Regions from separate parts of the Homo sapiens genome. Here region 1 is linked to region 2. Evidence: read pairs that join two places in POLR2A ChIA-PET (ENCODE). Cell type or tissue: Panc1. All regions are shown on one strand. Each heading gives the region's core, and the rest is flanking DNA. Links, peaks and the distances in the headings are about the cores only.

What was found. ChIA-PET counts read pairs that join two places held together with the same protein. Peaks named below come from ENCODE experiments on the same cell type or tissue, not always from the same donor. Only the 100,000 strongest peaks of a DNase experiment are listed, where the experiment ranks them.
Region 1: POLR2A ChIA-PET joins it to region 2 with 6 read pairs; 2 of 35 experiments call an interaction of 5 or more read pairs at or near these places.

Annotation. Positions count from the first base shown.
Region 1 is chr1:31,587,781-31,597,678 of GRCh38, forward strand. No RefSeq gene overlaps it. Among named protein-coding and RNA genes, the nearest start is that of TINAGL1, 16 kb to the left of the region's middle. RefSeq lists a silencer at 6,328-6,397. In Panc1, for the core only: no CTCF peak of the experiment used is centred there; no DNase peak of the experiment used is centred there; H3K27ac peaks cover 1,474 bases.
Region 2 is chr1:31,385,428-31,395,325 of GRCh38, forward strand. LOC105378623 (a long non-coding RNA gene) reads right to left here and starts at 4,403. Exons shown (of 3, transcript XR_947141.3): 1 at 4,340-4,403. RefSeq lists a silencer at 9,275-9,569. In Panc1, for the core only: no CTCF peak of the experiment used is centred there; no DNase peak of the experiment used is centred there.

The sequences.
Region 1 (9,898 bases), core at 1,720-5,719, 200 kb after region 2:
GTTGGCAGGGGTGGGGGGACTGGAAATCCTAACTTCCATTCAGCCCTAATTGTCAATGCCCTGGGCACTGACCCACTTGGGGGAGGGGCATGGATGGCATGGCCTTTGGCCCTAGAGAGAAACCTGAACCGTGGGAACCACCTTTCAGACGCTGAGTCAGCTGCCGCCTGAAGGGGGAGCCCTGCACTCCTATCAGCTGAACCGGTGCCAGTGCCCAGCAGGCAAGGGGGGCACAGCCCTCAGAAGCTGGAGCCTCTGTCTCTGTAGATCAGTCTCTCCAAGCCATCCAGGCAAGGGGGGCCTCTCCTCGGCCTGCTCTTGGGCCAAGCTGAGCCTGCTTCCCACCCCACCTCCTCAGATTCCCAGTGCCAGCACAATAAGCCAGGCCTCAGCCTGGCTCCAAGGCCATCAGAACCCACCCGCCCAACCTCGTCACCAGCTCCTTGCTGCCTCTCAAATGCCCGGTACACATGCAGACTGCCAGACATTCGCTCACGCTGCTCTCCGGGCCAGATGCCCTTCCATGCCACCCACCCCTTGTCCCGCTCCAAGGTTCCTTCTTCCAGACAGTGCCTGTGAAGGTCACTGAAGTGCCAGAGGCTGTGCAAGGAGCCCAGGCCACCCCATCCCCATCCGGCGTGGGTTAGACCCTCCCTCAAATCATCTGCACTCTGCCCTTCACCCAATATTTCAGGTATCTGGGATCTATTGAACTTCCGCATTATGCTGGAAGTTCCTAGAGGGCAGGGATGGTCTGTTTCATTAGTGGGTCCTGGTACCCACACCGAAACCCTGGTATAGGGTGGCCCTCCAATGTATGGAATGACTGAGTGGATATGGCCCATTCTTTCACCTCCAGGCCCCTCCCAAGCCTCCACTGCGTCCCCCCGGGCACAGACGCCAGGCTGGTGCTCCTTCCTTTCTGGGAGCCCAAGGGCCTGTGCCTGGGAGGGGGATCCCCGAGCGCAAGGAATCCTCCCCGCCGCCACCTCCAGCCAGTGGGGAGGCAGGGGCACCCTCAGTCGCCGAGGGACTGCGGCAGGGAGGTCCCCGGGGGCCCCTGGCAGCCCCTCAGGATCGCCGCGTCCCCCGGGCCTCACGGGCATCACCTGAAAGGAATGCGGGCGCCGGATAAGTGGCCGCCTTTGTCTCGCTTCCTGTTTGCCAGGACGTCCAGAGCCCGGCTCCAGCGGCCCGCCCGCCGGTCCCCAGGGAGCCAAGGCCGGCGGGGAGCCCCGAAGGGGCGGCGGCCCCTTCGCACCCGCTCAGTGGCCCCGGGACCCGCCCCGCCGGTAAAACCCGGTTCGGAGGCAGCTCGGTGGCCCCGCGAGGCTGGAATTTTCTACGGGTACCTTCCAAGGAAGCTCTGGGGGGCGGGGACGGTCGGGCGCGGCCCGCCGGGTCTCAAGGCTGAGGCTAAGGCTCCGGCTCCAGCTCCGCCCGCCCTGGCGCTGCGGACCCGTGTTGATGCCAGAAAGGGGTCCAGATCCAGACCCCAAGAGAGGGTTCTTGGATCTCGTGCAAGAAAAAATTAGAGGTGAATCTCTGCAGTAAAGTGAAAGCAAGTTTATTAGGAAAGTAAAGGCATAAAAGAATGGCCACTCCGGCAGGGCGCGGTGGTTCACGCCCGTAATCCAAGCACTTTGGGAGGCCAAGGCGGGCGGTTCCCGCGGTCAGGAGGGGCCAGGCTGACCCCCCAGTGTCAGAGACCTCTGAACCACAGCAACTCCATCTTGAATAGGGGCCGGGTAAAATAAGACTGAGATCTACTGGGCCGCATTCTCAGACAGCTAGCCATTCTAAGTCACAGGGTGAGATAGGAGGTCGGCAAAAGATACAAGTCATAAAGATCTTGCTGATAAAACAGGATGTGGAAAGAAGCCGGCCAACAGGCGCGGTGGCTCACGCCTGTAATCCCAGCACTTTGGGAGGCTGAGGTGGGCAGATCACGAGGTCAGGAGATCCAGACCAGCCTAACCAATGTGGTGAAACCCCGTCTCTACTGAAAATATAAAAATTAGCCGGGCGTGGTGGTGTGGGCCTGTAATCCCAGCTACTCAGGAGGCTGAGGCAGGAGAATCGCTTGAACCCGGGAGGCGGAGGTTGCAGTGAGCTGAGATGGTGCCACTGCACTTGAGCCTGGGCAACATAGCGAGACTCCATCTCAAAAAAAAAAAAAAAAAGAAGAAGAAAAGAATGGCTACTCCGTAGAGCAGCCCCAAGGGCAGCTGGTGTCCCATATTTATGGTTCTTTCTTGATTATCTGCTAAACAAGGGGTGGATTACTCATGCCTCCCCTTTTAGGGTCACTTACTGACATTGCCATGACATTTGTAAACTGTCATGGCACTGGTGGGAGTGCAGCAGTGAGGACGACCAGAGGTCACTCTCGTGCCATCTTGGTTTTGGTGGGTTTTGGCCGGGTTCTTTTTTTTTTCTTTTTTGAGATGGAGTCTTGCTATATTGCCCAGGCTGGAGTGCAGTGGTGCGATCTCAGCTCACTGCAAGCTCTGCCTCCCGGGTTCATGCCATTCTCCTGCCTCAGCCTCCCGAGTATCTGGGACTACAGGCGCCCGCCACCATGCCCGCCACCACACCAGGCTAATTTTTTTTTATTTTTAGTAGAGATGGGGTTTCACTGTGTTAGCCAGGATAGTCTCAATCTCCTGACCTCGTGATCCGCCCGCCTCGGCCTCCCAAAGTGCTGGGATTACAGGCATGAGCCACCGCACCTGTTGACCGGCTTCTTTCCACAGCCTGTTTTATCAGCAAGATCTTTATGACTTCTATCTTTTGCCGACCTCCTATCTCATCCTGTGACTTAGAATGCCTAACTGTCTGAGAATGCAGCCCAGTAGGTCTCAGCCTTATTTTACCCAGCTCCTATTCAAGATGGAGTTGCTGTGGTTCAGAGGTCTCTGACAGTAGGGGGTCAGCCTGGCCCCTCCTTAGCCTTGTTCCTGGGGCCAGCAAGCCCAGGCCCACCTGGGCCAGTTCTGCAGTGGACGAGGGTTCAGATAGGGCTGGAGATGCCCTAGCCGGGGCCTCAGCCACCTCCACCAGCCACTCCTGCTCCTCCGATGTTGGGCATGGGAGTGTTGTTATAAAGAGCGAGGCTTACCTCAAGCACCCCAAACCCGATTACTGCCCCTGAATCTGCCCCTAAAGAAACCCTGGTCCCACAGCCCCTTGCTGTGTGTCATGGGGCCAGTCCTTCCCTTTCCCAGGGCCAAGGGTGTGGGATGTTAGACAGAGCTGGGTTTGAACCCCTACTCTGTCCGGCTGTGTGTATTATTGGACAGGTTTTTCCAACTTAAATGGGGGACAGTAGTACTCACCTACCTCCTGGGGTTGGTGGGAGGATTCAATGAGACAAAACATGCTAAGCCTTTAGCTCAGTACTTGGAACTCATTAAGGGCTTAATAAATGGTAACAGCAACAGCGATGATTGTTTTAAGAGATTGGACCTGATAATGTAAAGGCTTTTTATAATGAGCTAAACATTCATTGAGTGCTTAACCATAGGTTTCTGCCAGCATGTTGTTCTGAATGCTTTACATACATTGTCTCATTTAAGCCCCCCCAAACCCAAAAAACAAAACAAAACAAAAAACTATTTCCAGAAGCATAGAGAAAAGCAAGTAAGTTGCTGAATGTCGTACATTTAATAATTGCATCAGGATTCAAACCCAAGTCACCTAAATCCTCACACTCATCAGCTCTGTATTAAGATTAATAGTGATATTCCAATGTCCTTCCCCAAGCCCTTTCCCTGTCTGGCAAGCTCTTATTCATCCTTCAAAACCCAGCTCAAATGTCCCCCCTCTGGAAAGCCTTTCCTGGCACCCATCCTCTGGATCTCCGGGGACTCCTCCATACACACCTGGCACAGAGGGAGTATCTGTCAACAACTTCTCCTCCTACAGGCGGATGGGGCAGCGACTTTTTCTTTTTCAGCTCCATCCTTTCCTGACCACCAAATATTTCACTTGGGCATTCATTCTGGCCCCCTGTGGGGCTCTGCGGGGGTCCCGAGGCACCTAACTCTAATCTCCCAGGGGCTGCTAAGTTACATGACTTCACAAGTGCTGATGCCTCACATCTTCTTGGGATCTTGCCAAACCCCCATCCCTGCCTGGTGCCCATTAAGGGAAAGGAATTCATGCCTACCGAGCCTGCAGTGAGCCACGCTTTGGACTATGTGCTTCACTCACTTTAGCTCCTTCGATCCTACCCTCGTTCCTAGGAGGAAGTGTATGCCTAGAAACCCAATGTCAACAAGTGAGACAACTCTCAGACTCTACGAGAGGGGTAAACCTCCAAATTGTGAGGAGGGCAAGTGGGTCCAGGCACAGCTGGAACCAGGGACCCAAAAACTGCCAGGACACACCCTCTCTGTCTCTGTCTCACTCTGCCTCTCTTTTCTCTGCCTTTCTGTCTAACTCTGCCATGAGGAAGGATTTGTGGCCAATGACAACTCCTGAGCCTCCCAATCCACAGCCATGTTCTCAGTACTGATTCAAAATAGAGAAGTCTTTTGATTGGCCACACTCCAGTCAGGTGTCCACCTGTGGGACAGTCACCTGTGGCTGAGGGACAAGGTCATGGAAATCATGACAGTCCTTGCCAAACCAGTGTTTAGGAGAGGAGATCCTCAAAGAAGGAGGATCCAGGGGAAAGGAGGAATGCCAAACAGATTAAGGTAGGAGGACAGACTTAATTCCAGGGATTGGGGCCTCAATGATTACTACCCCTTCCCTAGAAATTTCTGCATAAACTGCCCCTTAATCTTTGTGCAATTTAAAGTGGGTATAATTGTGACTGCAAAGCTGCCCTGAGCTGCTACTTTTGGCCTACGGGGTAGCGCTACTCTGCAGGAGCAGTCACGGAGCTGTGACACTCCTCTTCAATAAAGCCATTTTCTTCTACCTTTGGCTTGCCCTTGAATTCTTTCCTGGCCAAAGCCAAGAACTCAGTGGGCTAAACCCTACTTTGGGGCCTGCCTCCCCTGCATCAAAATGACAGAAATGGGTCCACAACAGCTAGGAACAACTCTTAACCTCCATTTGACAGATAAGGAGATGGAGGCTCAGGGAGGGGATGTGACTTGTCAAGTCACACTGCTGGTAAGCGCTGGAGCTAGATGCAGACCCCACTTTATGAAAATCCGGGGGCTCTGACACCAACACCCGAGCCAGTATCTTTCCAAAGTAAAACAAGGCTGAGTCTGAAGAGGACTTCTAGGGAAGCATCCTGCTTCCTGCTCCAGGGGGCTGCAGCCTGGCTCCCACCATGGGATGGGATGAGATGGTAAACCGAATATGCCAGTGGACACATCAGAGAGATGGGTCCCAGGAAAGCCATGCTGAAGATACGCACTGTAGGTAAGGGCTGCTATTACCTCCTTTTTACAGGGAGGAGACTGAGGCTGGGGGGTGGGGGTTGAGGTGGGGGAAGAGAAGTGACTTGCCTGAGGACACATTGCTAGGAAGTCGTGGGCAACCTCATTTGTCAGACTCCAAAGCCGGAGCTTTTTCTAAGCTGTCTGGGTGTATACACAGCCACTCTTCAGGTTGTACCCAAGCAGGCTCTTTGGCCTCCAGTTCTGTGCACAAACAGCCTGGATCTGAAGTTTGGGGCTTGCAGAATTTGCTGATGAAGGTGCAACTGAGGGGAGGGGCAGTGGTGGGGGTTATGTAACACTCAGGTGGGCTTGGCCTGGGGCTGCAGGGAGGTGCTAGGGTCTGCAGAGTGCAAGCCGAATCACTGCTCATCTTGTCAAGTTCAAAAGCCTCCTCCTCTGAGAAGCTTTTTTTTTTTTTTTCTTTTTTTAGAGAGAGTCTCGCTGTCACCCAGGCTGGAGTACAGTGGTACAGTGGCAGGATCATGGCTCACTGCAGCCTCAACTTCCTAGGCTCAAGCAATCCTCCTACCTCAGCCTTCCAAATAGTTGGGACTACAGGCATATCACCACACCTGGCTAATTTAAAAAAAAATTTTTTTTTTTTTAGAGATGGGGTCTCACTATGTTGCCCAGGCTGGTTCAGAGCTCCTGGCTCAAGTGATCCTCCTGCCTCCACCTCCTGAAGTGCTGGGATTGAGAAGCCTTTTTGACTCCCCAGGACAGCCCTCATCCATCATCGAGACTCCACTCTCACACCACTTCCTCCTTCATAGTCCAGCATGGGAGCTGTCCATACCCTTCCTGATGTGGGGTTCTGAGAGCAGGGCTGTGCCTCACTCTCTCTGCTCTCAGTGTTGCCTAAAACTATACTGGGCATGGAAGAGACACCAGACCCGTTTGCTGGAGGATGGAGGAAGCGAATGAATGTGGATGTTCACTTGGCAGCACCAATCTCAGCAGTGTCAACCTCCGCAGCATCCCTGCCCCCTGGTGGCTGAGTCCACACCTCCCCCTGCTGCAGCCTAGAGGAGTAGTGGAGAGAAGCCACCTGTGCAGATTCTCAGACCTGAGCACCTGCTGTGAGTTCGTGTCTTACTCTTTGGAGCCAAAACTGTTCTGTGAGGCCTGGAGACTGGCACAGGGGGACAAAGAAGGATGGGACAGATCTGGGAATGGATCTCAGTCGGTCTGACTCCAGAGGCCAACTCATTGCTGCGGCCCCACTTGTCACCTCTCACCCAGATGTTGTGCTCCAGCCTGGCCAGAAGAGAGTCTGAGTTTGGCTCTTTTTTTTTTTTTTTTTTTTTTTTTAAAGACAGGGCCTCGCTTTGTTGCCCAGGCTGGAGTGCTGGAGTGCAGTAGCACGATCATGGCTTGCTGCAACCTTGACCTTCCAGGCTCAAGCAGTCCTCCTTTGGGAGGCTGAGGCGGGCAGATCACCAGGTCAGGAGTTCAAGACCAGACTGACCAATATGGTGAAACCCTGTCTCTACTGAAAATACAAAAAGTTAGCCGGGCATGGTGGCAGGCACCTGTAATCCTAGCCACTTGGGAGGCTGAGGCAGGAGAATTGCTTGAACCCAGGCGGCGGAGTTTGCAGTGAGCCAAGACCATCCCACAGTACTCCAGCCTGGGCAACAGAGCAAGACTGTCTCAAAAATAAAAATAAAATAAAAATTAAAAAAATAAGGAAATGGAGAAACAAGCTTGCCCACTGAGAGCTGGACTGAAGAAATCAGTATCTAGGCTGGGCGTGGCAGCTCACGCCTGTGATCCCAGCACTTTGGGAGGCCAAGGCAGACGGATCACAAGGTCAGGAGTTTGAGACCAGCCTGACCACCAGGGTGAAACCCTGTCTCTACTAAAAATACAAAAATTAGCTGGGTGTGGTGGTGGGAACCTGTAGCCCCAGCTACTCGGGTGGTTGAGGCAGGAGAATCGCTTGAACCCGGGAGGTGGAAGTTGCAGTGAGCTGAGATCGCACCACTGCACTCCAGCCTGGGCAACTGAGCGAGACTTTGTCTCACAAAAAAAGAAAGAAAGAAAGAAAGAAAGAAAGAAAGAAAGAAAGAAAGAAAGAAAGAAAGAAAGAAAGAAAGAAAGAAAGAAAGAAAGGAAAGAAAGAAAGAAAGAAAGAAAGAAAGAAAGAAAGAAGGAAGGAAGGAAGGAAGGAAGGAAGGAAGGAAGGAAGGAAGGAAGGAAGGAAGGGAAAGAAAGAAAGAAAGAAAGAAAGAAAGAAAGAAAGAAAGAAAGAAAGAAAGAAAGAAAGAAATCAGTATCTAATGAATGACAACAGGGATGTGCAAAGTCACCTTAAAAGGCCAGGCTAACTCCAGCTCCTGAGAAAGATTCTTTGCTTGGCCTAACTTTAGTCAGGCTCTTGAATCTTCTCCTAAGCCCATCTGAGCATTTCCTTGTAAAATTAGGTTTTAGCAAAAGAACCCCACTTAATCCATTTAGGCAGAACACCTCATCCTCTACATCTGATCATCCTTGATATCTGATCAGGTTGCTTATCTTCCACCCTTCCCCAGGTGATGTCTGCTTACCCAGGCCTGTCTTCAGCAAGAATCCTGTTAAGTCATTTTAGTCAGAATCCCCCTTAGTCCTGCTGTTGCTTCTTAGTAATTTTTCCATCCACTGGCCCCCACCCTGCTCCATGACTATAAACTCCCACTTTCCCATTCTGTATTCAGAATCGAACCCAGTCTCTCTCCCCTACTGCAAGATCCCTGTTGCAGTGGTCCCTATACTTCTCAAAATGGTCCTGAAATAAATCTTCCTTATCATGCTTTCACAGGTATCATTGAATAATTTTTTCTTTAATGGTCCTACAGAAGTTGGCAGGCACCATGGTGGAAATATTGACTCAACTAAAATAGTGAAGTATCCACAGACAAAGATGAGTCTCCATGATCCCAGGATGCTGAGTGTTGTCCAGGGAGAGTCAGCTTGGCTGTTGGACCAGTGACCAAGCTGAGGCTTGTGTTCAGATGGACGGAGGGTATTCCTGATGGACTCTGAGGACGGTCCTTTCCCCATGGCAGGCTGGTGCTTTGGAGACTTAGGTGTGGTGGGCTTTCTTAGCCTGGGGCCATAAACTCAGGGTTTCAGCCTCAAATACCATTGGGACTTGGCAGATACATGAGGAAGCCAGGAGTGTTAGAGAATAGGGAGTAGCAGGGTCTGTGTCCAGCATGTATTGGAGAGTGCACATGTGCCTAAAGGCATTCAGAATCAATGACTTTTAAAAACATCATGCCATCCTCACTCACACAGGGTCTCAATAGGAAACAGATGGTGAACTCTAATTAGGATAATTGGGGTAGAGTTTATTTTCAAAAAGATGAATAACAAAGAAGGGTCTAGGGAGGTCATCAGAGAGAGTGCAGAACTCTGGGGCTAGCGGTGACCTGGTTGTCACTTCCCCTAGGCCTACAGGGCCAAGGGGTAAGAGAGGTCACCAGAACTCTGAAGGAGTCATTTAAAGTAGAGGTGGCCTGTCAGTGAGGAAGCTAGGGAATAAACCCCTCAGCCTGGCTCTCCCCTCCCTGTCATCTGCTAGGCTCCACATTTACCAAATCCCATGAGAAGCTAGAAGGCAGGGAATCACGGCTGTGGACTTTTACATGAACAAGGAATAACCTTCTATCTTATTTAGACCTCTCTTTTCCAGGGTCTTTTGTAACAGCAGCTGAACCCATAACCTAACCGATACACTCATAACAGGAAACATCTGCCAAAAAGATATGATAATCACGAACTTACACGTATCTCGCAGAACATGTTTATTTTGGTGAAACATATAAAGCAAATCTGGCAGAACTGCAAGAAGTTTATAGACAAAGTGGAATTTATAGACAAATTTATAGATAAAGTGGAAAATTTTAATCGAACTTTCTTAAAACCAATGGATCAAGTAGCAAAACATTAGTAAGGTTACAGAAGTTTGTACAATATAATTAAGGATCTTGAGCTACTAGATAAACAAATTTTACACCCCCACCCAAGAATACCCATTGTTTTCAAGCTCATGTGGAATATTTTTCTAAAAATGCTGCCTAGTTGGCAACAAAGAAAGTCTAAAATTTGTTCAAGGAATCAATATCATCAGTCACATCCTCTCATCCCAATATAATAAAATTAGAAATCAATAATAAAAAGTTGGCCAAGAAAATCCAATATGTTCAGTAACTTAATAATTCATTTCTAAGTACTTCACAGGCTAGGAAGAAAATTATTAATATAGTGGAAGTTACAAGATATTTAAAACTGAATAACAATAAGCTAAAGTGAAATTTGGAGGGAAAATATGTTTATTAAAAGCAGGAAGAATTGGTAACAAATGAATTAAGCATCCAACTCAAGACTCCAGGAAGAGGTATCAGAAAACCCCAAGAGAATAAAATAAAGGAAATAATAAAGATAAAGCAGAAAGGGATGATACGGAAAACAACCTAAAGTTGAGATGAGTCTTTTTAAAACCTTAATAA
Region 2 (9,898 bases), core at 3,924-7,923:
GCCCCACCCCACACAGACACAGTGGTCTTGCCCTGGGTCACTTGGGCTGGGGGAGGGGCCCAGAGAGAGCCCTCAGATTCCAGAGACTCTGGATGCTTAGCAGGGATTGGGGTCTTTAGTAGGGGGTTGGGAAGAGAAGAAATGTGTTTCGGGGAAACCAGGAGATTGGAGCCAGGAGGTTCCTGGCTAAGTGATCTAGAGTAGCCACTGCATCTCTCTGGATCTCAGTTTCTCCATCAGTACAATGAGGGATGAATGCCCTTTCATTTGTGACTGGCAGAATGATAGGAGTGGGGATGGGGGCAGAGATTGTGTTGTGGGTGCTGAGTTTCCCGAGAGAGCATCTTGCTTATAGTTCAGAGCCAGTGATGGTGGCTGCAGCAGCCGAGCCTTGGAGGGAGGGTTGGTAGGAAGACTTGGTTGAACCTGGGCCCTGCCACTAAGTTAGTGGGTGTTGTCCCCTCCTGGGGCCACACTTTCTCCATCTGTCTAATGGGACTAGATGCTCCTAGACCCAGGAGTCAGTGACTGCACCTGGCATCAGAGACTGGGGCAGAGGCCTGCAGCTGGCCCAGGTGAGGGTCACGGTCTCATTGTGCAGAGCCAGGAGTGGTTGTCAAAGGTAGTGTAGAAAACCAAGAGTCAGGTGGGAGTGCTGAAGGAACCTCCAACTTTTTTGGTTTATAGATGGGGAAACAGGCTGGATGTGGGGAGACCAGTTGTCGAGGGTCCCAGAATGGGTTGCGGACAGAGACAGGATGAAAACTGGGACTACTGACCATCTATTCCAGCTTCTCCTCACAGGAAGCTCTGATAGAAGGTACAGGGAGTAGCCTTGTCTGGGGAGTGGGGAGATGGCCCCTCCACATCCCTTCGAGGTGCGGAAACAGATAACACAATGGGAGCTCAGCCGGCTTGTGTTCCCTTTCCTTTTTTCTCTCTGCTTGTCCTGCACTCTGCTCAGGACTTGTTAATCTCAGAAGTCTCCAGTTAACCATCCCATCTTTTCCACAAGGACAGGATAGGGGTGCAGTCGGACAGGAGCAGCAGAAAAGGGGGTTGGGATTTTGCAGTGACAAAGAGGTCCAGGTGTAGGCGCATGAGATTGGGCTAGGATGTGCAGGGAGGAACTGAGCACAGAGCTTTCCCCTGTGTCTGGGGTTGGGGTGAGGTAAGGTTTCTCTAATAATTTCTGGAACCCCTTCAGAGACCATGGTTTTCTGGTTCTCAAGTCCAGAAGAGACATCCCAGATATGCACATACCCAGGCACATCCACACAGACAACTTCACCATCCACACTCCCAGACACATCCACACAGATGACATCACCCACACCCCCAGGCCCATCCACACAGATGACCTCACCATCCACAACCCAAGACATATCCACACAGATGACCTCACCCACACCCCTAGGCACAACCACACAGACGACCTCACCCACACCCCCAGACACATCCACACAGATGACCACACCATCGACACCCCCAGACACATCTACACAGATGACCACACCATCGACACCCCCAGACACATCCACACAGAGGACCTCACCATCCACACCCAGACACATCCACACAGACGACCTCACCATCCACACCCCCAGACACATCCACACAGAGGACCTCACCATCCACACCCAGACACATCCCCACGGACGACCTCACCCACACCCCCAGACACTTCCACACAGATGACATCACCCACACCCCCAGGCCCATCCACACAGATGACCTCACCATCCACACCCCCAGACACATCCACACAGACGACCTCACCCACACCCCCAGGCACAACCACACAGACGACCTCACCCACACCCCCAGACACATCCACACAGATGACCACACCATCGACACCCCCAGACACATCCACACAGATGACCACACCATCGACACCCCCAGACACATCCACACAGATGACCACACCATCGATACCCCCAGACACATCCACACAGATGACCTCACCATCCACACTCAGACATATCCCCACAGAGGACCTCACCATCCACACGCAGACACATCCCCACAGACCTCACTATCCACACCCAGACACATCCACACAGACGACCTCACCATCCACACCCAGACACATCCCCACAGAGGACCTCACCATCCACACCCAGACACATCCCCACAGAGGACCTCACCATCCACACCCAGACACGTCCCCACAGAGGACCTCACCATCCACACCCAGACACATCCACACAGACGACCTCACCATCCACACCCAGACACATCCCCACGGATGACCTCACCATCCACACCCAGACACATCCCCACGGATGACCTCACCATCCACACCCCCAGACACATCCACACAGATGACCTCACCCACACCCCGAGACACATCCACACGGACGACCTCACCCACATCCCCAGACACGTCCACACAGACGACCTCATCCACACCCCCAGACACATCCATGCAGATGATCTCACCCACACATCCAGACACATCCACATGGACGACCTCACCCACATATCCTCACCACATACGTGGCATCAGAGACTAGGGCAGAGGCCTGCAGCTGGCCCATGGTGGACCATACACACACAGCCCCTACACAGAAGGCTACAAAATTGGCAGGATCCAGTGCAAAGTGAAAATGTGAGCCCCTGTTCAACAATTATTAAGAATTTCAAGATAAGGCCCACACCTATAATCCCAGCACTTTGGGAGGCCAAGGTAGGTGGATCACTTGAGGTCAGGAGTTCAAGACCAGCCTGGCCAACATGGAGAAACCCTGTCTCTACTAAAATTATACAGATTAGCCGGGCATAGCGGTGCACGTGTAATCGTAGCTACTCAGGAGGCTGAGGCAGGAGAATCGCTTGAACCCGGGAGGCGGAGCTTGCAGTGAACCGAGATCACGCCACTGCACTCCAGCCTGGGCTACAGAGCAAGATTCCCTCTCAAAAAAAAAAAAAAGAAAAAAAAAGAATTTCAAGATGATGACAGCAGATCATTAAACCAAGAGCAGGGCCCTTCTGAGGGCTCTGTTTGACCGCACAGGTTGGTTTCACACCAATGATGCTAGCTAGCTCTGCTCCTAACACATTCCAGCCATTCCCTTGGAGACTCACAGTCCCACAGACACCATCCTGCTAGAGAGACACACTCATCCAGGGACAAACATTCACACCCCTAGACCCATCACCACTGAGGGCACACCCACCTCTCCACCCCAGACACATACAGTCACATCAGCCCCAGTATCACAGAGCCTCACCTACAGCCAGAGTTCCTCCCAGCTGGGTGGGTCCAGGCATCCCACCAGGGCACAGGGCCATTACACTCACCCCTCTCTCGGGCTGCCAGGGTCTCCTCCACCCTCTTGCTCCACACAGTCCCTCCCCCAAATGCACACTAGCCTACCTGCTGGGCTGGCCATGGAGGATAGAGGAGAGGGCAATGCCAGCTCTTCCACCCACTCCGCAGCCAGCCTGCAGGGACCCAGCTGGGGATAAGATGCCAATAATAATACCTGGCTGGGCGCGGTGGCTCACGCCTGTAATCCCAACACTTTGGGAGGCCGAGGTGGGCGGATCACCTGAGGTCGGGAATTTGAGACCAGCCTGATCAACATGGTGAAACCCCGTCTCTACTGAAAACACAAAAATTAGCTGGGAGTGGTGGTGCATGCCTGTAATCCCAGCTACTCAGGAGGCTGAGGCAGGAGAATCGCTTGAACTCGGGAGGCAGGGAGGTTGCAGTGAGCCGAAATCGAGCCATTGCACTCCAGCTTGGGCAATAAGAGCGAAACTCCGTCTCAAAAACAAAAACAAAAACAAAAACAAAAAAACAAAAAACCTAACACTTGTTGAACATTTACCTGTGCCAGGCACTGTTCCAACACTTTATAAATACTAACTCATTTAATCCCACAACCCTATGAAGTAGATAATTTTTTTTGTTTTTTGTTTTTTGTTTTTGAGGCAGAGTTTTGCTCTTGTTGCCCAGGCTGGAGTGCAGTGGCGCGATCTTGGCTCACTGCAACCTCTGCCTCTCAGGTTCAAGCGATTCTCCTGCCTCAGCCTCCAGAATAGCTGGAATTACAGGCACCCGCCACCACACCCAGGTAATTTTTTGTATTTTTAGTAGAGACAGGGTTTCACTATGTTGGCCAGGCTGGTCTCGAACTCCTGACCTCAGGCGATCCACCCTCCTCGGCTTCCCAAAGTGCTGGGATTACAGGCGTGAACCATCGCGCCCGGCCCTGAAGTAGGTAATATTTTTTTATCCCCATTTTATAGGTAAGGAAGCTGAGACACAGAAAAGTTAAGTCACTTGAGCAAGATCACAGCTAGTAGGAGAGGAAGCCGGAATTTTAACCTGCTGTAGACAGCATGGTCTGTCAGTTGTTGATGTGACTGTACTGGGCATGCCAGGCACTGTGAACCCAGTGGTTCCAGGGTCTGCCCCTGAGGAGCTCAGGTCCTCTGTGAAATGATGAAAAAAGGTGATTATGATGCAGCGTCTTTTTGACTGGGGTCCGTGGTCAGTCCCAGGAGTCCCCAGGATGGTCACTTGGCTGGTGGAACAGATGATTTTCTTTCACTACAGTCACAATATTTGGAAGATGTCTGCATGAGAGATAGTCCTTTTTACCTTTTTACAGACAAAATTGTCAAATATGTAATAAAGGCATTTTCACTGATAGCATACACTGTCAGATAATGGACAGTCCACACGGCAGCTGGTTACCCAGCCTAGATAGAGGGCTTTCTCAATGGTGAGAATGCAAGGAAACCTGCTCTGCCGGTGTGTGTTCTGGGCACGCAGCGGGCCTCATTTATGACTTAGTTCAACATTACAAACCTTCGGGAGCCCCACCCTCCTTCTCTGAGAGTTGCCGCTCCCTACTAGGTATGGCCCCTGAGGCCATGTTTGTATGCTTTGACTCCTGCCCCTCCAGCTTCCCGGAGGGGATACCCCAAAATGAAGGCCTCAGAAGCAACTGAGACTGACTGATCCAGGAATGCCTATCTGATCCAAGTAGGCCAATCAGGTCCTTTGTCTGGGGCTTGGGAATCTGCATTCCACTGGCTGGGACTGGCCCCTGAACTGAGAACAGGTAATCTTGGGAACTGTAAAGCAGCCACCTTCACATTCACTGCGGTTTACACAGAAGAAAAGAAGCAGAAAGCTCTCTACAGGAGTAGAGAAGAATGAGGCAGTGAAGAGGGGGAAAGTGCTGAGCTCCAGAAGCCATCCAGCTCCACAAGGGGCCACAATTGCTCCCCCAATCCTTATGATAACGCCTGATTTTTCTTTCCGTTAGCCTGAGACAGTTTCTGTTCCTTGTAGTCAAAGGGCCTTATTTAAGGCACTTGAATTAGAAAACATCAAAGAGAAGAGAGTGCCGCAAATCTCCTAAATGTGTTGGTTTTATGGTCATTTTTGAATATGACAGACTCCAAAGCCGTGGAGCTTACATGTGTCCTGGAGTATCCCCAGTGGAAGCTTGAGGTTGTTTGTCTCTGTGTACATCCCCTAGTGGAGTGGAGATGGCTTTCCTGATAAGAAATGTGCTTTGAAAGGACTTTATTAAGCTTGGAATTGCCCAGTGGTTTGCTGGACAATAAATATTTGAAAACTAGTTTCTCAAAAATCCAAATGTATAGGTTATATATGGACATATATTTATTATAAATTTTACTGATATAAAGGCTGTGTAGGCCAGGCACAGTGGCTCGTGCCTGTAATCCTAGCCCTTTGGGAGGCCAATGCGGGCAGATGGCTTGAGGTCAGGAGTTCGAGACCAGCTGGCCAACATGATAAAACCCAGTCTCTACTAAAAAAACAAAAATTAGCTGGGCATTATGGCACACACCTGTAATCCCAGCTACTCAGGAGGCTGAGGCAGGAGAATCTCTTGAACCCGGGAGATGGAGATTGCAATGAGCTGAGATCGTGCCACTGCATTCCAGCCTGGGTGACAGAGTGAGACCCTGTCTCAAAAAAATAAATAAAGGCTGTGTAGCACACAGCTTAACTTACAAATGACACAATATGCAAACTCCTTTTTTTTTTTTTTTTTGAGACAGGGTCTCACCCTGTCACCCAGGCTGGTATGCAGTAGGGCGATCATGGCTCACTGCAGCCTTGAACTCCTGGGCTCAAGTGATCCTCCTGCCTCAGCCTCTTGAGTGCTGGGACTATAGGCTCGTACCATGACACCCAGATCATTTAAACAGTTTTTTTGTTTGTTTGTTTTGTTTTGTTTTGTTTTTTAGACAAGGTCTTGCTATGTTGCCCAGGCTGTCCTCAAACTCCTAACCCCAAGCAAACCTCTCACATGGGTCTCCAAAGCACTAGCATTATGGATGGGAGGCACCATGCTGGTCCATATACAAACACTTGATAGTAAATTCCATACAGCCAATTGATTCTGGCAGAATGGTTTCATTAATTTTTGCCAAACTCATATCTGTAGCCATCCTATGGTTGCAATTCAACCAAAATTTGAAATTGAATTGCATAGATACCAATCTGCTAATTATTTTCCTAATAAATTTATTGTCATTAAATGTGCTACAGGATCTACTGTTAAAATATTTTTCTTTTTTTTTTTGAGACGGAGTCTCGCTCTGTCACCCAGGCGGCAATGGCTTGATCTCGGCTCACTGCAACCTCCACCTCCCGGGTTCAAGTGATTCTCATGCCTCAGCCTCCCGAGTAGCTGGGATTATAGGCGTGCATCACCACCCCCAGCTAATTTTTTTTGTATTTTTAGTAGAGACAGGGTTTCACCATCTTGGCTAGGCTGCTCTCGAACTCCTGACCTCAAGTGATCTACCCGCCTTGTCCTCCCAAAATGCTGGGATTACAGGCGTGAGCCACTGCACCCAACCTACTGTTATAATATTTTTCACCCTTCTACAGATATATTCATTAAACAGAAACTTCTTTCAGCTTTAGCACCAGACTTGACAAACTATTAAGTTTAATTTGCACTTTTAACATTTTGTCTATCACTTTCTTTAGTCTTGAAAGTCAACAAAACAACAAATCAGTTCCTTATTTGTACCTATCAGGACTCAGACAACAATACCCCAAAATGAAGGCCTCAGAAGCAAAAGTTTTTCTTTGACCTTCTCCTGTCCTCTTGTCTTTCTGTTCCATTCTCCCCTGAGGCTAGCCATAGAAACTAGAATCTCTCTTCCCCAAGGCTAGCATCCCTTTTCCCCAAGACATTTCACGGAAAACAAACCCCTTTTCCCCCGAAGCCAGCCGTAAAACCTAAAAGCATTACTCTGGATTTTCCTCCACCTTTCTGTGTGAAAAGAAGTTATCTTACCTACCTTGACTCTAGGTCATAAGATCCTCATTCTAGAGTGGGTCCTGCCCCATATTCAGAAGGAAGGAATGAATGCTCAGAGAGGCCAGGAAGAATCCAGGCAGAAGTCCTTGCTGGGCTTCCTCACTCAGTCTATTAGCATTTGATCATAGCCTTTTCATCCAGTCATATTTCTACATGGCTGTCCATACTTTGTTGAACCTAAGCATAAAAACGAATAGTTTTCTGTTTTTCTTCAGGTCTTCATGCTGAAGGCTCCCATGTACATGTTAATAATAACTTTTGTATGCTTTGTCTCCAATTTTCTGCCTTTTGTGAGTTGATTTTTCCATGAACCTTCAGAGGGCAAAAGGGAAAATTTTCCCTGGCCCCCATATGCTGTTTACCAATTTCTGTGGTGTAAATACCCCCACTCGGCTGATTCAAGCTGCTGCCACGATGTTATGGAGCCAAGAGTTAGGAAGAGATGTGCAGAAGCACATCATTATGTCATAATTCCACTACACAGATAACAACAGATGTAGGGCTGGGTGCGGGGGCTCACGCCTGTAATCCCAGCACTTTAGGAGGCCGAGGTGGGTGGATCACTTGAGGTCAGGAGTTCGACACCAGCCTGGCCAACATGGTGAAACCCTGTCTCTACTAAAATTACAAAAATTAGCCCAGCATGGTGGTGTGCGCCTGTAATCCCAGCTACTCGGGAGGCTGAGGTAGGGGAATTGCTTGAACCTGGGAGGCAGAGGTTGTAGTGAGCTGAGATGGTGCCAGTCAGCTCCATGTAGTGAGCTGAGATGGTGCCACTCAGGCAATAGCAAGACTCTGTCTCAAAAATAAATAAATAAATAAAAATGAAAAAAAAATAAATGTAGGTAAACTCAAGAGAATAGATAATAGTGAAATATAGTAAAATAATTAGGAAGTGATGATTTTTAATATCTTTGTTTTAATATAATTTATTTAATTGTAAATGTATACAATTTAATTTTAAAATTTTTATTATGATGATATATATTTTTTGGGGACAGGGTCTCACTCTGTCATCCAGGCTGGAGTGCAGTGGCATGATCACAGCTCACTGCAGCCTTGACCTCCTGGGCTCAAGCAATCCTCCCACCTCAGCCTCCTGAGTAGCTGAGAATATAGGCATGCGCCACCGCACCCCGTTAATGTTTAAAATTTTTTGTAGAGACAGGGTCTCACTATGTTGCCCAGCCTGATATTATGATTTTTTAAGAGATGGAAGTCTCACTATTTTGCCCAGGCTGATCTGGAACTCCTGGCCTCAAGTGATCCTCCTCTCACCTCAGCCTCCCAAAGTGCTGGGATTACTGGTGTGAGCTGCTGTGCCCAGTATACAATTTAATTTTTAGCAATGACTGTTAAACAGCCCTCTTGCAAAATGCCTGAAACTTTAGCAATTTGCTCTTGCTAGCTGGTGTGAGCGGCTCTTATACACTGATGGACTTGTCCCCAGCCAAAGGCATCCCACAGGGCATTGTCAACAAAAGAGGCCCCATGATATAATATTTATAATTATAAATATTAATACTTTTTGACCCAGTCAAAATCATCTCCCAGACCTCAAGAAACTCTTCTTGGGGTCACTTGCACCTCCTCTTAATTCTCCTAAACACATTGTTGCCATTTAGACTACTGAATGTCAGAGCCAGAAGGGTCCTGAGGCCATTTGGTGCCTTCAACTTGTGAAGATGGGGAAACTGAGGCCCAGGGTAGGGCAGGGACTTGCTTAAGCTCATTAACATTGAAAACCAAGTCTTATGGCTCCCAGGTCAGGACTCATCCTATTAACTCCTTTCTTAGGGATAGGGAAGCTGGCCCAGAGAGAGGAAGGTGAGTGCAAATTCACACAGCAAACAAGCGTCAGAGCCAGAGCCTGGGGATTCTCCTCGCCCGCCCAGATCTCCTCGGAACCTTCACCTTCCTCTTGGGCCCTGGAAATGAGGCATGTGCGCGCCTCCTCCGTGCACCCAGGGCCAGGCGTTGAAGACGGAAGGGGCGATTCCTGCGGGTGTTCTTCTCGGAGCTGAGGTTGGCACGCACCAGTTTGTCCACCGGGGGGCACTACGGAGCCGAGCTAGGAGAGCGCGCGGGCTCCCGGAGCCTCCCAGCCCTGATTGATCCGCACTTGAGCCCGGCGGGAAAACAGGTGTCCCGAGAGGAGAGGAACTAGCCAGACGTCACCCTGAGAACTAGAGACAGAGCTGGCACTTGACGCGGACCTCCTGACACCAGTCAGGTGCACTCTCCCGGCGTCTAAGCGCGTCCCTCCCCCTCTTCCGGGGGCCGGGCTGCTACTTCTTTTCCTGTCAACTGGGGTCAGCGAAGGCCCTCCTGGGCCAGGCTGTGCAGAACCACAGCTCTGTCTGGCATGGCATTGCACCTCCACTGGACAGTGGCCGGTGCTGAGCGACACATGCCTCATTCCCTCTCTGTCCAGGGCCGCTCCCCACCCCGCCTTCTTCTTCTTCTTCTTCTTTTTTTTTTTGGAAACGGAGTCTTGCTCTGTCACCCAGGCTGGAGTGCAGTGGCGCGACCTCGGCTCACTGCAATCTCTGCCTCCTGGGTCCAAG